2 separate regions of the Homo sapiens genome follow, and region 1 is linked to region 2. The links are chromatin loops, found by intact Hi-C in ENCODE. Cell type or tissue: endothelial cell of umbilical vein. All regions are shown on one strand.

Region 1 (8,000 bases), 270 kb after region 2:
ATGTGGCTCAAATAAATTAAGAAGAAACAATAAAATGTACCTTCAATGTCAGGATTCACTTGATTATGTGTATCAAATAAAAAACATCACTTTTATTAAAGCCCAAATTATGATACTTTCATCTCTTCCTTGCCCACTAGGAATTTAATTGCCTAGAATTCAGTTGTTTCAGTCTTCAAAACATTGCCATGTGTTAAGAATTAAGTCTACTTACACTGCTTTCTTCTCAGGAGGCAATAAAATGTATGAGACTTTATTCTCATAAGTCTACTTGCACTGTTTTATTCTCATGAGGGAGTCACTCCCTGTTCTATGACTGCTCCTTTCAGGATACCAGTGGTCATGCTGATTCCAGTTATCTCAAAGCTATCAACCCCTGAAATATTGGTGTGATTCGGAGCTCTGCACATTATTCACTTACATGCACCCTCCAACTTCATGCTGAATGCCATCACTTGGGTCTGAAAGTGTTATTACCCATTATAGTCTAATAAACATCCTTTTCAAATAATTCCTTCACCTGCTCATCTTCAGTGTCTAAACTCTTAGCCGTAGTCGCACACACCAACAAAGGAAACACACTTACTTCTATAAGGATCAGCAATAATCTTCAGGCATAGAGCATGCTTTCTCCAACTTAGAAACTTTTCTCTACAGGAGTTAGTATCTCTAGAAGGACAGTGAAACTCTAGATGCTCCATAAAATAACCTCTTTGTTACTTGACAGAACAGATGAGCTCCTTAGAGCTACAATTGAATAAAAGTCTCATCCATTTTCAAAGAAGATGACTGCTTATATTCTCATAATAGAAGGTCTTCTTGGTGGTTTTCCCAGAACACAAGAACAATTTGCCCCAAAATGATTTCAAGGAGTTTTCAAGAAAGCTTTGAGATGATATTTTTTTTTTCCAACTTCTACTCAGCAAGGCTTTAAAAATTCTAGGACTGAATTTCATTTGAAGTACTTGGTCATAAATAACATTAGAGGAGTTCTAGGAAATGATTTTACCTTTGATACCTCTAAATATATGTTGTAAAAAACCAGAAATATAATTTCAACCGTACATCTTGTAATAATGGGAAAATTGCTGAGACTTAGATGATACAAATAATGGAAGTTTCATAGAATATGTTTGGAAAAAAATACTGACCTTTATTCTCCAACCACCACTTCATTTTTAACAAAGTCCTAATAACATTTTGGGAAGCTACTTCTTCATTTGCCTGCAGGAACAATTTGTAAGACAAAGGCATCAGTTTCCTTTCTAGTTATACCACATTTTGCCCAAAGCTGGTATTACCCAGTGTGACCATTATTTTATTCACAAAAGTAGCTTCAATTGACCTTTCAATTGAAAGATTCTAAAGACCTGAATCCACCCTTGAAGAGTGAAAACATGTTACTAATAAGTAAACTGGGCAAAACATTTCAAAGTACAACAGCATTTTCAAAAGAAGAGTAAAAATTTGCGTTAAACAATGTAGTAACTGCCTGAATTTCTAGAGTCATTAATTTGAAGAAATAACAAACAGGTTTTTTTTTTTCTGGTATAACTAGATCTTGCAAAGCCCATCAAAGCAAAGAATCATAATAAGGAGTTACGTGGTGGATACCTTAAACATTTTATTATTTTGAAACAGGCAAGTACATATTATTGTACCAATCTTTGATGCAAGACTGAGTATTTTCGTTTGTGACTTGGTCCACTGATGATGGTTCCTCTCCTTGTTTCTCATCTATAATACCCTGACTACAGATTTCCAGGTTCCATTTTTTTAGTGTAAAACCTTAAAGAAAATTTCTCATCAGGAATTTCTATTTATAATTTTTGCACCTTCACATCCAATTTACAGCAACTTGAATTTTTCCGTAACATTTAACTTAGTTTTCATAGCAAATGCTCTATTCACATTCGTTTTCATCTTTATAAGAAATAATTAATTTATATATGTAACAAATTCAACTGGCATAAACAATGTCAGGAATAGTTTTCGCAAGCAGACAACTCCAGGTATGGAGGCAAGGTGAGTTGATGAATCAGAGCGAATCCTACCTTCTTTTGGATTCTGTAGGTATTGAAAAGCAGTCAGTAGGTTTTAAAAAGGTAACAGAGAGCCATAGTTAATCCAGGAAGTTGAGTAAATCAAGGTTAGTTAATAAAATTTTAGTATTTTAATTAAGAAATTATCTTTGCATCTTGTGTAATGTGAAATGTATAAAGCATCAAATGTGAAAGTCACACAATGAGGGCAAGAAGGCTTTACCATCCTTTGCTGGAGGATGGTAAAGATGAATTCATGAGGTTAGTTGAACTTAAGTAATGGATAGATTTAAATACATACATGAAATGAAGAGAGAAAAGGTAAGACTTGACTTCTTCATTGTGACAACATGTCCATATCCAGACATGTGTCAGATTAGCAGTGGGCCAGAATTAAATTCTGCTGAGTGGGCAGATGGGTGGACACTGGTCTTCTCCTGACTTTCTCTGAATCCCAGGTTATCCCGGGAGCCCAGTCAAGGACTCCATGTGTATTGTCTATGGTGTGGTACTCCAGCTGAGTGCACACTGCCTGTTCCCCACCCACCTCCACAGACAATTCAATTCTACTTTGCATGTTGGGTGCAAATGAAAGATTTAATTGTACAGAGAATGCATCAGCAAAAGACTTTTGAAAAAACATTCTAAAATATTTTTCATGGAGAGAAAGGGAAGAACAGATGAGAGCAAAATTGAAATGGGTTTTTGAATTGCAAAGCTAAAATTTTCTGGTTTAATTTCAAAGGTCTGAGGTGACCAGAAAAGTGTTGGGCTTGCAAGACAGACTAAACACTGAGAGGGTCAGCGAGAGGGAGATTAAATGACAACTCAGTACTAGAGTTAGAAACAGATTTTTTTCTTTGAAAAAAAAAAATCAGAAAATTGGGAATAGAAGTAAGTTTTGGATAAGAAACATAAACTCACCTTTAGATCCATTTAATTTGGTCAATATTAATTCAGCACCTACTCTGTGTCAGGAATTGAAGTTAAGTCATTATGTGATAAACTTCCAGAATGCTTGCAGTCTTGAGAAAAGATCAGTAACTAAAAGTCTACAAAGTAAAATGTATTGTAGGGGTTAAGAGGATAGTCCCCTGAGTCAAAAGCAGACATATATTGGTTTATATTCTGCACCCATGCATCTCTGACCTTGTTTCCTCATCAATAGAGTAATATGTACCTCATTACTATATTTTGAGGATTAAATAAAACAGATAATCCATGTACAACAGTTAGCTGAGTATCTGGCATATGGAAAGCATTGGTTAATATGATGATGGTGGTGGTGACAAGGAAATGGGATGATGATGATGATGTACAGCAGTGGTCCTCAATGTAATTTTGCTTGTTAGGGGACATTTGCCAATTTCTGGAGATGGTTCATGTAAAAACATCTTATAATGTACAGAATAACCTCCAAACAAATAATTTTCCAGTCCCAAATGACCATAGAGCTGCACTTCGGAAACTCTGATGTAGAAAGAAATGCTATGACATGGATAAAAAGATGCCATAGAAATATGGGAGTCATGGATGAAAGTAGGAAAAGTTAAGGTAACAGAATCACCTAGACAGATTTAAAAAAAAAAAAAAAAACAAGATTAGGGCCCTACTCAAAGGCATGAGACTCTTATGGGGAAGGAGGTTGAAATCAGTATTTTTTTAATTTTGAGATGGAGTCTTGCTCTGTTGCCCAGGCTGGAGTGCAGTGGCACGATCTCAGCTCAGTGCAGCCTCCGCCTCCTCGGTTCAAGTGATTCTCCTGCCTCAGCCGCCTGAGTAGTTGGGATTACAGTTGCCCACCACCATGCCCGGCTGATTTTTGTATTTTTAGTAGAGATAGGGTTTCACCATGTTGGCCAGGCTGGTCTCAAACTCCTGAACTCAAGTGATCCACCCTCCTCGGCCTCCCAAACTGCCGGGATTATAGGTGTGAGCCACCATGCTCGGATTAAAATCAGTATTTTTTAACACTTAAAATGTTAAGTGAATCATTTTTACTTAATGACTTGTAATCAGTAATTACTGTAATCCATATTTTTTAACACTTCCGGGAATCAGTCTTTTTTTTCTTTAATACTTCTCAGATGATTCTAGTGGTACCACAAGTTGAGAACTGCTGCCCCTCATGAAATAGCTAATAGGTAGAACAATGTATGAAATTGACCTTTAGTTTGTATCTCTTGGAAACTGACAAATGTTAAAAACCACAGTGAATTTCTAGTGAAATTTTTTTGCCTGGCAAAGAAGTCATTCTATAGCACCCCCTGGGGGAAAAAAAAATGGAGGGAAAAGTGGAGGTAGTAGTAAAACAGACTGGTGCTGCTCCAATTTCTCTTATTTGTGACTTTGTTAGGGTCAGGCAGCTGCAAGCTATTCATTGCAAGTAGAAATTCTTTTATACTTGTAAGTGAAGATTTTAAGCTAGGTCAGGATAAAGTCGTGAGTAGTCCATTTATCCATCAATTGTCAATGCTTTAGCAGAGAGAAATTAGAGAAGTATATAGATGACTTCAAAGGCATGCAGAAAAGAGTTGAGAATCATACCAAAGGAAGATAGCAGAAAGTTGAGGATGAGTGAGGCTGGGTGGCAATGAGTTAACTAGAAACAAGCTTATCTTTGTTCAGAGAGAATCTCACACTTTGAGGTGGAGGAGCTGGAAAAAAAGAAGGAATAATAGTGTTTAAAAGGAATAATAGTGACATTATTCAGAAGAATAATATCAGAGGGGCTATGGACTTGCAAGAAAGTGACTATTGCAAAGGTTATTTTCTTTTTATGAAAATAACTTATTTCACTTTACCTGATATATTTGGCAGGCATTATTTGAATTTAATTGATAGCTTCACTGAAGCAAAGTTATTAAATCCTTGTCAGTTAATGAGTGGTCCATGGACCAGTAGCATTAGTATCACCTGGGAGATTGCCGGAAATACATAATATGAGGCCCGCTAAAATACGTAGGTGTATTGTACACACATTAAAATTTAGAAGCACTTTTGTAAATTATGGAGTCAAGATATACATTCAAACCAAATGATCTGTGGAAACTCTTTATTTCATATTCTAAATCCTGCTTAGCCTGAAAACAAGTTTAAAAGATTTTAATTCAATAGATATATTTTTCTACAAGAATAAGAAAGAATTTTTAAAAACTCTAACATATCTCTCTCTGTATATTTCGGTGTACAAATAGGATTTGTTTTTATTTTAAAGAAAGATGGAAAATTAGACTCTTGAGGAAAGGACCTTTATCTATTTTATCTGCAAATCCTAAATGATTAGATGCCTTCCCCTGGGTTAATATGATAAGGACTGGTATTTTTTTGCAATTGAATGTATCGAAATAATAATAATTTTCAATGCAAAACTCAGATTTCAGAAGTACTGTAGTCTATAATCAAAGATTATATGTGATATGTAACGCATTTAATCAGATTTGTTTGATGAAAGCGTACTCTATAGTGGTATCTATTTTGCATGAAATCACAGAATCTTAATGCTGGAATAAACTTTATAAGTGAGTTAAAATAATCCACATGCAGTTCTGCAATTTCTTTTTCCATGTCTGTGGATTGGGTTTTGTTTTTCAGTGTCACTTAAAATATGGTTCTCTGAATTGAATCGAGCATCAGATCCACAAGCAGTGATCACTTCCAGTGATCTGGAATCTGAACTTCAATTTGTGTAGCCCAAAGATTCCTGTTAGCTTTGTTATTACTACATCTTTATTAACATTAGTTAGAATCATTTAAAAATTATATTATTAATACAAACTATCAGATAATTTCCCATGAATTCTTGCTAATAGGATTCTCTACAAAACTAGGCTTACACAATTGATATTTTGAAAGTAAAAGCCTGTTTGTCAAGTTATCCGTTGTGTAGATTTATAGTAGCTTGTTAGTATTTGTCAAGATAATTTTGAATCTTGATTCGGTCACTTCTTGCAACAGCTATCATTCCATGTTGTGTAGTATCTTCAAATTTTATATATCTTTTTTTATCCTTAAGTAACTGACCCAAATGGTCAAACCCAAGGTTGTGCTCTGCTAAAACAAAAACATTCTTGGACTCTCATTTACTAATATAGTAATTCTATTTAACGAAATTAGATAAATGTGGAAGAAGAATCTCTGTGGATCTATGTTGGCTTCTTTTTAGTTGGTTATTTTCTGAATGCAAAGATGATAATTTGGTAAGCAATTGGAAAAACAATATTTCTTCTTAAACTTTAAAATGGAATAGAAATTATCAAAATGTAAAAGCATCAGATTAGCATCTATTGTTTAAACAGAGTAAAATGTTATATAGAGAGAGAGGATGAAGGGTGGCCAGGTACAGTTACTGGGAGAGTCATAACAATGTCTTAAATTACGTTCGTGTTAAATCTCAATCATAACATCATTTTACTATAAAATAGATTTTATTTAATTAACTTCTGATTTTACAAGTTATATCTTTATTACTTCTGCAGGAAATGATAAAAGCCTCTAAAGATTATTTGATATATTTAAGATAACAAGTCCGTCTGGGTCAAATCCAGTAATTAATATTTCCCTAATGAAAATAAAATGAAGATTTCTTCTTATTAAATAGTATTATATGCTATCTTCATTTATTAATGTGACTTTGCCTCTTCAATGTACCTTTTATCCAAGGATATAATAGTCTTATAATTTGATCTCTGTTTCATTGATGAACAAACTGGGATATCAGAGGTGTAATGATTTTCCTTGAATTGTATGTCCCATTAATTATGAAGGTAGTTTTATTATAATCTATGACCTCTAATATCAAATGTTTAGTTCCATTCCTTATAAAGTTGCTGATGATCCCTTTAAGTGTTACTAATTGGAAAATCCATAATTTCTGGGACCTCGTGTGTATTGCTTCCCATTGTATCTCTAGATTCTAATGTAAGTGCCTGGCATGTAGTAGGTGTTCAATAAATATTCATTAAATGAATGTACCAATGAAATGTAATATATATGACTCTGTCATGTAGGAAATCCCTGCTATTGTTAAGTTCAAATACATAAACTATACTTACTCTGTCAACTTGTTCCTGTCCTATTTCTTGTGATGAGTACTCAGCATAAGCCCTCTGCTGCATCTGTGCTGATCTCAGTTTACACAATCCCACAACCCCTTACGAGCAGACACAATACTGTGTTCATGCATGCAGTTGCTAAGGTTTTTCTTGCCACCTTAATTGAACTTTTTTTTTTTTTACCACAAAACTAAATTTATATAGAGAAATAAAAGAAGAGCACTTAATATATGTATTCCTGAGTGAGGTGCCTGGGGTCTCTTTTATTTACTAGCTATGTAACAGTAGATAAAATATGTCGTCTATCTGTGTCCTGTTTTTCCCGTCTGTATGATGGGGATTATATCTACCTCATTAGATTTGTAAAAATTAAATGATCAAATAGTTAACAAAGTTATCTTTATTCTTACATTTTCTACTATATTTAAGACCTTGTTTATGTACTGTACTTCTCTCTACTACTATACGGTCAAACTGCCCTCTCCTGCCTCTGCCTTCACCCCCTCCAAACCTAACAGGACTATTTGATAAGGTTATACATTCATCCCCTCATTGCCTAACATAATGGTCTTTCTCAGAGTTTACTCTTCTCAATCTCTCTGCCCCATAAATAGTTATAAAGACCCTATTACTGACTGTAAAAACTCCCTTCTCCAATTTCTTGGCTCACTCCAGGACTTTCCTACTTCTCTAGACTCAATTTCTATTTTCCAGACTTCTATTTGTATTCTTTTCCAAAGAAATCTCACTCTTTTGTGGCCATCAGTATATAGTCATTGATCACAAGAATAAGTAAGTTTTCATCTTACTGTTTTTCTGTCCCTCATTCAAGAGTTATTCATTATGTGTCACATTTTCTTCCACACGTATCCCTGTCTTTCTATCCGTACTGACATTCTTTTTA
Region 2 (8,000 bases):
ATTGTCATATACTTTTAAAATGAAAACACTAAGACTTTGAGGGGTTTTATAAACCCAGGTCATACTGGTAGTAATTTTTGAAACCAGGATTCTTAAAATATCAGTTGGACTTAAGAGCCACCAAGCAAGTTATCTCTCAGTCATTCCATCCACTGCTGAGCAATTCCCAGAAAATGTATTTTCAGCTTTAAAATTCTCGAAAAACAAAACAAAACACTTTTTGTTGAGTTCAGATTCATCAATGGATCAAGGATTCCTAACCCAGATAATACTTCTTGTTCCTATGTTTAGACTCCTTGGTCTTCTGTGAGCCTCTGAGTCTTTGGGCATTACAATAACTTCATTTTGTTTCCATCTATCCTAATTCTTTAGGCTTTGGTATCTAAAGATTTTTGTAATCTCTAAAATTATTTTACCCAGGGACATAAGTTGCGTGGATGGTTTAAAATACACACACTTACACAGATTTGAAGTCTTGGTGAAGCAATATGCAAAATTGTAAGCTTTTCTAATGATTCTTCTTAATTTATTATAATGCCTTTGATGGAATGCAAATCTGCAACGTGGAATTTCTGCTGCTTGTAAAAGAATAACATTGCTAAGTTTAATTTTTACGGAGAAATATTGACAGCATTGATAAAAGCTTAAAAATAGCTTTATTGTTATAGTTGTATATATTAAAGGTGAATGCATTGTCAAATGTCCAGGTCACTCACAATATAAATGTGTATGTGGTGGGACCCATACATTGGTGGTTCTGTAATCCAATCATAGAAAATTTTTACTGATTACCAATTTCCATATTCTGTCAAATGCTTCAAAAATTCCATTTTACATTTGCATATCTATTTGTTTCAGATATTTCACCTATGGGACTTAAAGTTTCTGAATAGGTCAGTGAGGCAGAATTTCCTCTTTTTGCCCTCTATCTCTGACTTGTGTTTGGTGCTAGAAAAATGCATTAATTCGAAATACAGAAAAAAAAACTATTTATTGAGTGCCTACTATTGACCAGGTATTATTTTAGATATTGAAAATATAACATTGGAAGGAGTTCAGTGCATATATGCTTATATATTATTATATATCAATATACATGATTATATATAAATTTATCAATTATATTGGAAATACCAGGATACAAGAGAAAGAGTAAAACAAAATTGTAGTAGGAAATATCTTGTAGATAATATCAGTGATTTCAGATCTAAACTTTCATGCCTCATGTTTTGAGGTCTAACACACTACTGCCCCACCGCTCCCCCCCCCCCGCAAAAATAGAATGAAAGCTACAAATTTGCACCACATATGTAATTTTAAAATTTTTTAGTAGCCACACTAAAAGAAAAGAAATAGGTAAAATAGGTAAATGGCCATATTTTATTTCCAAAATATTATCATTTCAACAAGCGATCATTGTGAAAATGAGATTTTTACACCTTTTTCATTCTAAGCATTGAAATTTCAGTGGTATTTTACACTCATTTCAGACTAACCACATTTCAGGTTGCTCAATAGCTGCTTCAAGTAGCTAGTGGTCACTGTACTGGACAGCACTTATCTAATGCCTTGATTGTTTGCCTTGTCTTTTCCATATGAAATGAGAGTATTAAGTAATTCATATCTTTTTTTCCTCACACGCTGCAAATAAAAAAATGAGGAAATAGGCAAATTGTTTTCTCAACTATTCCAATATAAAAACAAAATATAGTTATTTATTAAAAGGTCTTTCTTTTAAATAGAACAAAATGTTTAAAGCTTACTTACGGAACATCAGATTTGAGCACCTGTAGAAGATAATAAAATCTCTGATATATTCTCTTTGAAAATAATTGAGGAAATAATATTTTCTAACTTCAGAATTTTAAAGAGAAAGCAAACGTATCAATCTGGGCAAGGCTTCAAAGAGGCCATGATATGTGCCTTGAGAAATCCCTTGGCCATCACCAAGGGGCTATTCTGTCTCTTGGAGCGGCTCTGCAGAATAATTTTACCGTATAATCTGTGACTGTTTTCATTCCGATATCATTCACATAGAGTCTTAGATGACAATTTCTCTTTTTCTAGGGAAAAATTTAGTACTATTTTATGCATAATGTAAGTTGTGTTATTACCAGATTTTTAAAGGAAATAGGTTTTTGAAACCCTTAGTTTCATTTTATTCTTGAGTTCTGATAAGTTGTATACATTTGTTAATTAAACATGACCATGAAACATAGCAATAAAATCTGAAGAATGGAAAGAAAGATGGAGTTACTTTATAATTTTGTTTCTAATATTTTGTAAAATCATTTAAATATAAGATGGACTGTATTCAATTTCAAGTTTTTATTTTGGAAATGCACAAATCGTATAAAATATTAGGACTTTGGATCCAGGTCCCACTAATATTGTGAGTTTCCTCATTATGAAATGGGAAATACTACCTTTTCTGCAGAACTATTGAGAGGATGAGATGAAATAAATATGTGATAAATAGTATTGTGTAGCTATTACAGCAGGCTCTCAGTAAAGGTTAGTTATCCTTTCTTCTCTACCACAATTACTGCTTCCTTTTGTTTTAAAAAATTCAGGTTCCTTCTTCAATCTGAAAAACAGCATGAGAAACATTTTTCATTATTGCATAAGGAAACCAAAAAAAGAAAAATACAAATTCTGTTTAAAAAATAATTCACCTAGAACAATATTCTGTACCTATAATTTACATAGAAATATAAATATATAAAGGAGATGTGCAAAATGAGATGGATTTAGGTTCTTGTATTATGACTGAGTTCAGGAAGTGGTCAAAAAATTAAAAAGACATTTTTTGTAAAGAACAATACTGCTCTTTGCTAACAGAGTAATGAAAAGATAAACTCACTGAGGAATAAAATCATAATCATTATGGTGTTAAAATAGATGATGTATATTTTTATTAAGAAAAGTACAAACTAAATTGTTGTTTACAATTATTTTCAAACATACCTCTAATATACCAGTGGTTAGGATAGTATTTTAAGGTAGTTAAGATAAAATATTATCTCTCATTTAAATTGCTTAAACCCCCTTCACTAGGACCTTAAATGCCCCAGTAGGACATCTTAGCATAACTAGATGTTTTCCATCTTTTAATTACTATGACTAATTTTTTACAGCTGAGTTACAAAACCTTGAAAATAATGAATATGGTGACACATTCTTAATTATAATGGTGCAAACAGCACCACTCTGATACAGTGTGAGGCTTACATTGAAAAGGAATTTCCCTGGAATTGAAGCTCCTCTGATTGCTTTCCACATCACGTTTTAAACAAACACTGTGATGCTTTAGCCATGACTTGGTTGCCTAGGATACACAGTTAATGTAGCCCTAAGATGCTGCTACTAGTTAGGCTTTGAGGCCGTGTCTGTAAGTGCTGCACATAGCTGCTTTTAATACATTAGAAACATTTATGTAACAGGGACACTTTGCGGCTGGGTTCGGGGTGGGTAGTTGCAGTTTCATTCATGAGATAACCAGCTGTATATTTCAGTAGTTACAGTGAAAATAGTTATTTTTATTTTAGTTTAGGTTAGTTTTTCTGTGAAAGAGGCAAAAAGTGACGGTTTTTTAAACAAATGCAAAATTGATTCAGTGACCTAATTCTAAGACACATTCTCAAAGAATTAAATTTTCATTGTTGAAGAACTGGAAAAGGTAACTAGCTAAATTACAGTGAGTCATTTCTACAAGCCTCTTCATTTGATAGTGACTTTTATTAGTAGATGTTTATTTAGTCTGTGTGGTAAAACATATCAGTTTATTTTTATTAAGATATTTGAAAGTTTCATGTATTATAAAATTATTATGATAATAAAAATAAACATTAGCAAGATAATGTTTGTAACAGTAGTTAATGAGAGTATTGGTGATGAACCACAGAAATATATACAAATATGGTATGTACAGATTATACCTTTTATATCAAAAATTATCTTTCAATTTTTATAACAGTACATTTTTAATGTTTTTGGTTTAAATACGAGATGGAAATATAAAGCTGGTTATACATTTTAGCAAAACAACTTAAATCTGGTTTTAAAAATCAGTAGTCTTCTTGCTTCATTCCTATGAAAACTTGAATTGTCTTCTTGGCTGATTGGAGTTGTTGAGTGAGTGGGAAGATCCAATTTGAACCAGCAGGTGGTGCTTGAGTTATAAATGCATTTAGAATAGATATTTTTTTGAAAATCTTGCAAAACTTTCAGGAATGGTTGTTCTTATTTTCTATTTTATAGGGGTAATTACATTTTAGAAGGAAAATCTCATTTAGAGCTTCTGAATTATCACTGGAATTGATAAGCTTAATGCCTTTTCATTCCTTCTCTCTTTCCCTTTCCCTTTTCTCTAATCATTGTTCCCTTTTCTGCAGTAGCTTTCAGCAGCTGTACTGTCAGGGAGGAAGGATACACTCTTTTCTCCACAACAGAGGGCCTGGGTGGTGAAAGTGGAAGATACTGTTCCAGGAGAGCTTCAGGCATATTGCCTGCAAGTGTACCACTTTTTCTCCTGGGTAAGATTCAAGGAGGTTCCTAACTTCACCTTGAAATCTTGGTGCATGTTTATGACACCACTTTTCAAGTTCACTCTTCTGTATATAAACCATTTTTGCTGTGTATTAGAATGCAGCTCTCTTAATAGTGACTAATTTATTCAGTCTTCAAAAATGCATATGGTCCCAAAGGTAATAAAATTATGGCCTTTGACATTTGTCACGGGGGAGGAACACTGTTTGTGTAAAAATTCCTGCAAAAAAGCATTGTCCATACCACCAAATTCAACAAGAAAATAAAAACATTGTTTGATGGATAGTGCATTTTCAGTTTAGATGTACTAAATCTAGTGAATGAGCATAAAACCTAAATGACTAGGTTTTATGTCATTTGACATATCAAATGACAAAAGATATAATATTACCGGTTATCTAGTGTTACTTCTTTCTGTGAGCACATCAAGTAGACTTTGCGGTTATATTTTAATTATTAAATACTAAAGCTAATGAAAGTCCTGGATGTCTGCTATTCCTGCAGAAATAATCAGAAAGCATCTTATAATTACATTTTTTCATTTTAGGAAATTCCTTTATTGGTTTTGTTAATAACATTTGGTTTTATAATATTGATGGCTTTAGAATTATGATCATGTTAAGGCCTTAGAGCCTAATTTATTTGGCTGATCACATTTCTGACATTTTAGTTCAAGATAATAAACACTGTATATTCCTAAAGTGACATGCATGTTGTGTTTTCAGTCTATTGAGAATTATATCAGATAATTAGATTCTGTGGATAATTCTATTTTTTTTTTTTTTTTTTTTTTTTTTTTTTTTAGAAACAGGGTTTCACCCTGTGGCCCAGGCTGAAGTGCAGTGGCTCAATCATAGCTCATTGTAGCCTCAAACCCCTGGGCTCAAGTCGTTCTCCTGCCTCAGTCTCTCAAGTGGCTGGGACTACAGGAGTGTGCCACCACAGCCACCTAATTTTTTATTTTTTATTTTTTGTAGAGATGAGGTTTCACTATGTTGTCTAGGCTAGTCTTGAACTCCTGGCCTCAAGCAAATCCTCCTGCTTCTGCCTTCCAAAGTGCTAGGATTATGGGCATGAGTCACTGCACCTGGCCTTATTAATTCACTAGTAACAAGCAATCTGAATAAATCACATTTTTCCCCTTAAGAAACTCTTTTTCTTCTATTTTTCCTCAGTAGGAATTTTCCCTGACAAAGTTAATATCTTCAACAAATTATTGCAATTGCTTTTTTCTGAACTCTGACTCAAAGTGATCAGGACAATTGGTATTAGCAACGGCAGAATAAAGAGCATGGAATAATGGATCTTTTCTTAGATTATGTACAGGTCTCCATCTTTATGACTAATGTGGCACAACATTCTTCTCTGCAAAGGTTTTTCTTTTTCCTTTAAGAATTAAACTTAATGCAGTATTTGTCAGTTATAAATCCAGCTATGCAAATAAGGGTCCACTAGGACTCTGAAGAAGGGAATGAACTTCAGTTGCCCTTATGAGCTCTATTAATTTGCATGTCCATAGTAATATTCCAGTTTCCAGGTTCCTGTAACTATGTATGGGCATAAGATACAAAAAGTAAGATGATTCACTCAAATTCCAACTACTGTTTTAAAAAGTAACAACCAAAATGCAAAGTTCTAGCAATATTTAGTCCAAAAAGTGAATATTTTGTTGTTTTAATACGTGGGAGTTTATTTTCATTCCTTTTCTCCCTTGCACATGGAACTACTGAAACACTTTTATTTTTTCCCAGTACATCTTTGGCCACTTGAATTTATAGAGAAGAGAAGAGCAATGTAAAATACTAATGAAGCAATTCTTTCTCACATTTCAGACTGCTGCAAATCAAACTCAAAGGATTAGGAAAAAGACCCTTCTTACAAGTTTATAAGACTAAAATTTCTTACTGGTTCATGAAATACATTTAACTTCTCATTCTTCTGCAACATAGAAAGCTGTTGTCAGCTGGCTGATTTCTTGCATACCAGGCCAACTCTTCTGTCTCAAATCTGCATAGAGATAAGTTTGGAGAGGAGCAGAGTCCCTTTGGGGATGAAATTTGCTTTTGCTATTTTTGTTATTCCTTTTTCACAGGAGGCTGTGTAATAATTTTCTGCCTAGGGTCTTGAAATAACATTAAAGATTGACAATTTGGTTAGACTTGTCACTCTTAGGGCCAAAGTTGACTCATATTGCACAAGGGACTGGTGACATTCACATAATTTTTTTAAAATACCTTTTGCATATAAATATTATTTTTCCAATTACAGGTGGCATTTTGAAATGCTTTTTTGTGTTGTGAGTCATTCAAACATGTTATAAAAATATATATTTTATCTTTGTATCTTCATGCTTTCCTTGAGGGTGATTTTGGTTTTTGGAGTAGCTCTTAGAAACCTCTTTCTCAGGCAGACACCAAGCAGATGGAAGCACAGAAAAGTTGGAAGACTTCATGTTTGGGAGGTAGGCACAGACTGAAGGAAGTGGATGCCCTAGGTTAGAGACAAGATAACAGCATTGTGAGAATAGAGTAAAAATGAATTCAGCTTGATTCGTTTCTAGCTTTATGTTGGCTACTTAATACAGTATATAGAAGTGAGAATGCTTTCTACCTACCTTCTTTTCTTTCTCCTTTCTTCCTTTCTCCACTTCTTACTCACAGAAGTGAAATTGCTGATTGATTTCTGTGCGTAAGAAAGGAGGAAATTTTTCCCGTCCCCCACTCTCCTTCCACCAGTCCTACAAATGTGATCACTAAGTTTAGGAAAAACATATGCACAGTTTGTGTGTAATGTTCTGGGAAGCATGAAGTCCAGGGGAATATGCTTTACAGATGGCTATGCAGAACCAATATCAAAAAAAATGGAGGGGAAATATAAACATAGAAGGGGACCAGAACATAGTTGTAAGATGAGATTCAGCCTTCTGACTTGTTTTTTATTTCTGAACAAAAATTGTTCCTTTGTGACTTCTGATGAAGTCCTCCATCTTTTTAGAAGGGAGGCTTGGAGAGGGTTGCAGTATGAGAAAAGAGCCATTGCAGATAAAAAAAAAATAATTTTGTCTTGGAAATTCAAGTACCTACAAAATATTAAAGGTGCTAGTAAACCATTAAAGTGTAAAATAACCTTAAAATCTAAACCCAATTCACTTACAATATGATTATGACTTCAAAGTAGAAATATATATTTATATTTTTCATATACCTACCCACTAATGTTGGCCAAAATTGATCATTATTGATAAATTAAAACTATATACATTTGCATAATACCTCTGTTTAATTATGAGCAATATTGGTGCAGATAGTTTCAAAATGTAGCTGAGATTTTAATGGTGGCAGTAAATCAGAGATGTTCTACTTATTATTTCATTTTACCTACTCTAAAATGGCTGATAATTTTTACAAAGAATCTTTCTAATTATAGTAATATTACTAAACAGAACCCATTTT

What was found. Hi-C counts contacts between places; a loop is a spot of excess contacts. Peaks named below come from ENCODE experiments on the same cell type or tissue, not always from the same donor. Only the 100,000 strongest peaks of a DNase experiment are listed, where the experiment ranks them.
Region 1: it touches region 2 in a loop (8-fold over the local background); 6 of 110 quality-filtered maps call a loop at or near these places.

Annotation. Positions count from the first base shown.
Region 1 is chr3:173,998,434-174,006,433 of GRCh38, forward strand. All of the region lies in intron 4 of NLGN1 (neuroligin 1), which reads left to right. Among named protein-coding and RNA genes, the nearest start is that of NLGN1-AS1, 82 kb to the left of the region's middle. In endothelial cell of umbilical vein, a CTCF peak has its summit at 4,355 (motif pointing left); no DNase peak of the experiment used is centred here.
Region 2 is chr3:173,729,063-173,737,062 of GRCh38, forward strand. The region is part of intron 3 of NLGN1 (neuroligin 1); the gene reads left to right. It overlaps LOC105374225 (a long non-coding RNA gene), which reads right to left and starts at 6,862. Exons shown (of 2, transcript XR_924728.4): 1 at 6,783-6,862; 2 at 2,314-2,587. In endothelial cell of umbilical vein, a CTCF peak has its summit at 4,158 (motif pointing right); a DNase peak (open chromatin) is centred at 4,159; H3K27ac peaks cover 411 bases.